Regions from separate parts of the Homo sapiens genome. Here region 2 is linked to region 1. A link is an interaction called in ENCODE POLR2A ChIA-PET data of the cell type or tissue named here. Cell type or tissue: A673. All regions are shown on one strand. Links, peaks and the distances in the headings refer to the core of each region. The heading gives the core; the rest is flanking DNA.

Evidence for each region. ChIA-PET counts read pairs that join two places held together with the same protein. Peaks named below come from ENCODE experiments on the same cell type or tissue, not always from the same donor. Only the 100,000 strongest peaks of a DNase experiment are listed, where the experiment ranks them.
Region 2: POLR2A ChIA-PET joins it to region 1 with 12 read pairs; 2 of 35 experiments call an interaction of 5 or more read pairs at or near these places.

What each region holds. Positions count from the first base shown.
Region 1 is chr18:59,401,153-59,404,062 of GRCh38, forward strand. It overlaps LOC107985156 (a long non-coding RNA gene), which reads right to left and starts at 2,198. Exons shown (of 9, transcript XR_001753470.1): 1 at 1,236-2,198; 2 at 820-961; 3 at 383-479. In A673, for the core only: a CTCF peak has its summit at 1,526; a DNase peak (open chromatin) is centred at 1,449.
Region 2 is chr18:59,218,557-59,221,466 of GRCh38, forward strand. It overlaps GRP (gastrin releasing peptide), which reads left to right and starts at 1,602. Exons shown (of 3, transcript NM_002091.5): 1 at 1,602-1,848. The coding sequence starts at 1,710. RefSeq lists an enhancer at 822-1,436. In A673, for the core only: CTCF peaks have their summits at 1,565 and 1,776; a DNase peak (open chromatin) is centred at 1,475; H3K4me3 peaks cover 1,466 bases; H3K27ac peaks cover 1,562 bases.

The sequences.
Region 1 (2,910 bases), core at 170-2,669:
GTCGCCCTAGTGATAGGTCTTTACTTTATGGTTATCAAATCTGGCATCGGTTACATAATTACACTAATAAGGTCTTGATTTTGGCAGTTGGAAAGGTCTTGGGTAATCACCTGGAGAACCTAAGAGTTCTGGAAGGCAGGTACAGGTCCTCTTCATGCCCTGCGGCCCTATCTGGCCCTCCATACCAATGGTTTTCAAGAGCGGCCATATTTGCTTCCAGAGTTTTTTTTAGGAAGCGTGTGTGTCTGTGTGTGTAGGAAGGGTGGCTATTACAACTATTAGGGAGCCTAGAACCTACCTATGTTTTGCATATAAATGCAACTTATTTTTATGGCATTTATCTATAATAATTGTATGTAAAATAAAGAAAGATTATACTTACATTTGGTTGGAATTTTACTGAGTCATTCAATGCAGCGCATGGTACCTGAGTCACCAACACTTAATTTGGATTTGTGGCCATGATATTTAGGATAATGCTGTGAACAGACATAAGCATCAGACTATTTATGCCTTCCAACATAGTTGTGTCTGCATATTCACACATGGAAATACATATTAATTCAGTATAATGACTTTGCTTTCATTTATTCTTTATATTACTGCAAGGACATTAGAGGGATTAAATATGTGCATAGACAAGTTGTAGTATCTGCGCATCTCATTGTAGGATACTAGAGGGGAGAGTTACACAGTATTTGTTATGAAAGGGGGGCATTAGGTCTGATAAGGTTGAGAAGTGCTGTTCAAATGCAACTTGCAGCCCCCAGCCATTCTGCTGCTGGAATTACATGGAAATGTATTGTTTTGGAATATTACCTCTGTGGGCTCTGCCCTGGCAAGCTGTAGTCACTGCCCCTGTGCTTGACATTCTGCAGCTGTAACACAGGTATCCTGACCCAAGCCCTTCACTTGTTTGTCGTTGGTCCAGTGCTAACGCAGCTTCTTGGAGGAGGAAACCCTGGAAAGTTAGGTGCAGGATTAAAGCTCATATAATTCTAATGGTGTTACGGAAAGGTGGTCGTCTATAAGAAGCTGCCTCTGAATATCCTATTCCAGTCTTGTATCCAACCTAGGACATCAACTTTCCTTCACTCAAACAGACCAAAAAATGGAGAGCCAACACATTCTGTTTCCAAAAGCTAAGAAAAACTTCATTAAACCGAGGTAATTAACAAAATCTCCCTTACGGACAGAATATTAATTTGATAAGAGCTTGGCCCCGAAAGAAGTACCTCTGAAGCATGCCCAAGAGCCTGCAGGAGAGCAGCAAACACCTGCCTTCACTGTCCTTCCACAAGGAAACGACACACTTTGCATCCATGAGAGCCCCCAAGCGGTTCGGTGTTGAAGCCAAATCTCAGTCTGTGTTGTGACACTGCCATTGCTGCCGCCTGCAGTACCACTGCCGCATCTGACTCACATTCTAGAAGGAAGGTAGGTTTGTCCCAATGAATGCAGCTTGGGGCAGCTGCCTTGTGGAGAGGTGACTGAGGCCGCTGTGCTGAGGCTCCCTGGGCGATTCAACTACACCATCTGCCGTGTCAGCTTGGAACTGCAGGAGACGCTAGAGGGGAAGACGGAGAAAGGAAGGGAAACAAAGATTGATATGACCATATGGTCTGCATATTGAGCTTGCTGTCTTTTACATTTGTGACTTAGAGGAACCTGTATCAAGAAAATGTCATTATTCTTATTCCACGGTTGAGGAGACTGAGACTCAGAGAGGTGAATTAACTTTCCACAAGTTCACGCAGCTATGAGGCATGCTTGACTTTTGCAAGGCCTCCTAACTCCAGTAGGGGAAAGGAACGTTGCTGATCAGGCACTATGTTAAATAATTTCACTTTTAATGTCTTATCTAGTATACCAAGGCTTTGAAGTAGGAGCTTTCCTGATTTTCAGAAATGCAGAACCTGAAACTTACAGACATTAGGTAATTTATCCGGGCTCCAAAGTCGCGAAATTAACAGAGTTCTCTCTGGTTCCAAAACTTATGACCCTCAGAAATGTAGAGTTGAAGGTGGACAAATAGAGACAGAATAATATTACACCTATAAATAAAGACCACTGCCCTATATTAATTTTGGATTTACTGCCACTCTTAGCACTTTCCAATGAGCAGATTTATTTAGCTTTACATAGCACATAAAGATGAGAAAAGATGTATGTAAGTAGAATCTTGGTAAACTGGACACTTCGTAAGGGACCTAGGAAGCTCATGATTGGAATAGAGTCTACTGGAAATTGAATGGTTGCAGAAAAGAATGAATCTAAAGGCTTTTCTGTAAAAAAAGTTTTCATATTTTGCTTGCAATTAAAAATAAATTTCACGTTTTCCTTATATGAATAAAAAATTACAGATAAGAATAAAGTCATTTCCCCCACTTTCCCAACACTCCCCTCCTCCACACTATCCAACTACACTCCCCAGAAGTAATATCTGTCTAGATTTTTTCTACATACTTGCTTTCCTATCTTGAAAATATATGTTATTGTATTATCAGTATCTTTACATAAATAATACAAAATCTTCAAATTGCTTTCTCTCCCCACGACCCCATTTAAAAATATGATTTAGAGCTCTTTCCATGTCAGAACATAAAGATCAGCTTTATTATTTTAAAAAGTATTTTATAGAATGAATACATTACAGTTTATACAATTGATTTCCTATTAATGAACATTTGCTTTGTTTCCAGGGTTTTTTTTTTTTGCTATTATAAACAATGCTGCATTGAACATCTTTGTGCATGCCTCATAGTACACACATATAAGATTCTTTTTTTTTTTTTTTTTAATTATACTTTAAGTTTTAGGGTACATGTGCACATTGTGCAGGTTAGTTACATATGTATACATGTGCCACGCTGGTGCGCTGCACCCACTAACGTGTCATCTAGCATTAGG
Region 2 (2,910 bases), core at 168-2,667, 180 kb before region 1:
GGAGGCCACGGCTCACTTGAGGTCAGAAGTTCAAGACCAGCCTGGCCAACATGGTGAAAACTCATCTCTACTAAAAATACAAAATTAGCCAGACGTGGTGGTGCATGCCTGTGATGTCAGCTACTCCACAGGCGGAGACAGGAGAATCACTTGAGCCGGGAAGGCAGAGGTTGCAGTGAGCCCAGATTACGCCATTGCACTCCAGTCTGGGTGACAGAGCAAGACTCTGTCTCAAAAAAAAAAAAAAAAAAAAAAGAAGAAGAAGAATGTATTGAATCAGCAGATACTCAGACACAAGTGTATGTTTTCAACTTTATCAATATCAATATATCAATATCAACACCATGTTGACATGGAACACTAAAGACCCAACAGGGAGGCAATTAACAAGCATTTGAGGAGGAATAGACCTCACCTATTCCAACCACACGGCCAACTCTGGCAGCCAAAACGTGGGCAACAGCATCCTACCAGCTTCTATTTATTGTTGCATTGCTATGGTGCTGATCCCCTTTGTATCCATGGTATTTAGAACCTCGGGGATTGGGCTGGTGACCATTCTTTAGATCTGAGAACAGAAGGAGCAGAGGAACGTTGAGCAACTCTAGAGGGGTGTGTATGTGGCAGTTTAGGGACAGTTTGAGCTTTCAGGTAGAGGCAGCCTAGGGAAACTGGCATAAAGCAGTTTCTTTCTCTATTCCATGGAAGTTGCATGCTTGTGAAAAGGGCCAGCTATCTTCTGTCTTGCCATACAAGTGGGCAGAGCTGCCTGGGAATACCAGGTGGGTTAAGGATACTGCCCTTAACCTTAAGGTGGAGGGCAGCAGAGGGGGAGAGAGAGACAGAGAGAGAGAGAGATTGGGGAGGAGGGGAGAGAGAGAGGGATGGGAAGGGGAGGAGAAGAGAGAAGGGGAGTGGAGGGGAGGGGAGGGTATGGGAGTGGAGAGGAGGGGAAGGGAGGGGAGAGGAGGGGAGAGGAGGGGAAGGGAGGGGAGAGGAGGGGAGAGGAGGGGAGAGGAGGGGAGGAGATCTGCAAGAAAGAGGCAAGGTCCAGAAAAAGAGAGAGAGATCTGCAAGGAGGCAAGGTTCCAAAATCTATGGGCTGGGACAGCAAAGATGTGGCCTACGAAGAGAAAGGTCTGGAGAATCAGAAGGCCTTCAAATGGTGGTTCCAAATCCCTCCAGCAAAGCCCATCCATCTTTAGAGCTCACCCGTCTCCAGCTACACCCCCCACCCCTCCCGGCCCAGATCAGGCAGCGGGGTCGCCCTCTCCAGGACTCTCAAGGCAGCTAAGGCTGGAGGCGCCGGCGAGCCTGGAGAGGGAGGAGTTCACTAAATTGTGTTGGATGGAAGGCGTCGAGGACCGGAGGAATTAATCCGATGTGGGGAAGGCGGACGGGGCTACGAGGAAAAAAGAGGGGGCAATGTACACTCAGCCTTTTCATCACTCGGCGGGGAGATGGATGGTTTTCCGGACCGGGCGTCCCAGCGCCCCGGTTAGCTATAGGGAGACGTCAGAGCGCTCTGGTCCGCGATAGAAGAGCCCCCCAGCCCCCCCGCCCGGGCTTCCATATAAAGTAGGGGCCCTAGTGGAGGCCGCAGCAGTAGCACCAGCGGCTGCGGCGGCGGAGCTCCTCCGAGGTCCGGGTCACCAGTCTCTGCTCTTCCCAGCCTCTCCGGCGCGCTCCAAGGGCTTCCCGTCGGGACCATGCGCGGCCGTGAGCTCCCGCTGGTCCTGCTGGCGCTGGTCCTCTGCCTGGCGCCCCGGGGGCGAGCGGTCCCGCTGCCTGCGGGCGGAGGGACCGTGCTGACCAAGATGTACCCGCGCGGCAACCACTGGGCGGTGGGTGAGTGTCCTGGCCGCGGGAGCCGCGCGCTTGTCCTCCTCTGGATCAGCCAGCCGGAGGGGACCTGTCTCCCCATTTCTTTGCGTTTCCCTGGCCCAGCTTTGGGAGCTGGGTTTGTTGTGACCTTTCTATCGGCAAACACCTTCCCCGTTCTCCTAAAACTCCACCCCACCTTTCCCCATTCTAGGGAGCCCATGAGTCCCTAGTCAGCCGCAGGCTGGTCCGCTGATCCTTTCCCGCTCGCTTCCAGCCTGTCTTCCCCAGGGCACCCGAGCTCCCAACAGCCAACCCCGGTGCAGATCACCTTCCCTCTGCGCCCATCCTACATCTCCTTTTGTCCGCCTAGTCTCAACCTGTCTGGCACGGTACTCTCCTAGAATAATCTTGGGGAGCGTTGTCCCTTGAAAGCATCTCAGAACCCTGGTCCAGCTCGGTGGCCTCAACAGCGACTGGCATGGGCTGAAATCTAAGCTGCGCCTATGCTCCCCGCAAAGCCACAGGTGTGGGGACCTAGGGTGCAGCGCTCCCGCCCCGGGTTTCACATCTGTTCAGTGCGCAGTGCCCTGAATCCCGCCTGTCTGTGACTCTCTGGAGTTTCCTCAGTCCTTCTCTTCGCTTTGCAGCGATATTCTTTTCCCTGCCCTTTTGCCCTCCCTCTTTCCAGCCAGCAGGCTCTGAGCTTGGGGAATCTCGCCTGCTCTCCAAGCTCATCCCGATCTCTCTGCCCCTCTGAGCTCCGCTCTTTCTCCGCCCTTCTTGACCCACGACTTCGCCCTTTCCCCTCGCTCCTTTCCCATTCCCTCTGCAACAGGTCCTGCTCTCTAGGCACCGGCTTGGAGGCTCCCTCGCCATGGCCCCTAGAACCCAGGCGGAGAGGACGGCCGCGCTGCGGGTGCGGAGGGCGCCTGCGGGTGGGGTCAGGATTCCGCCCTGCGCGCACTCGCTGCTTTCGCTCAGCTGGGAGGCAGGAAGCGCCTGGCAGCCTCGGCTCACCCAGCATCACCCCAGGGCTCTCGGCGTCGCCGAGCATAGCTTCCAGCAAACGCAGAGCGTCCAACTTCC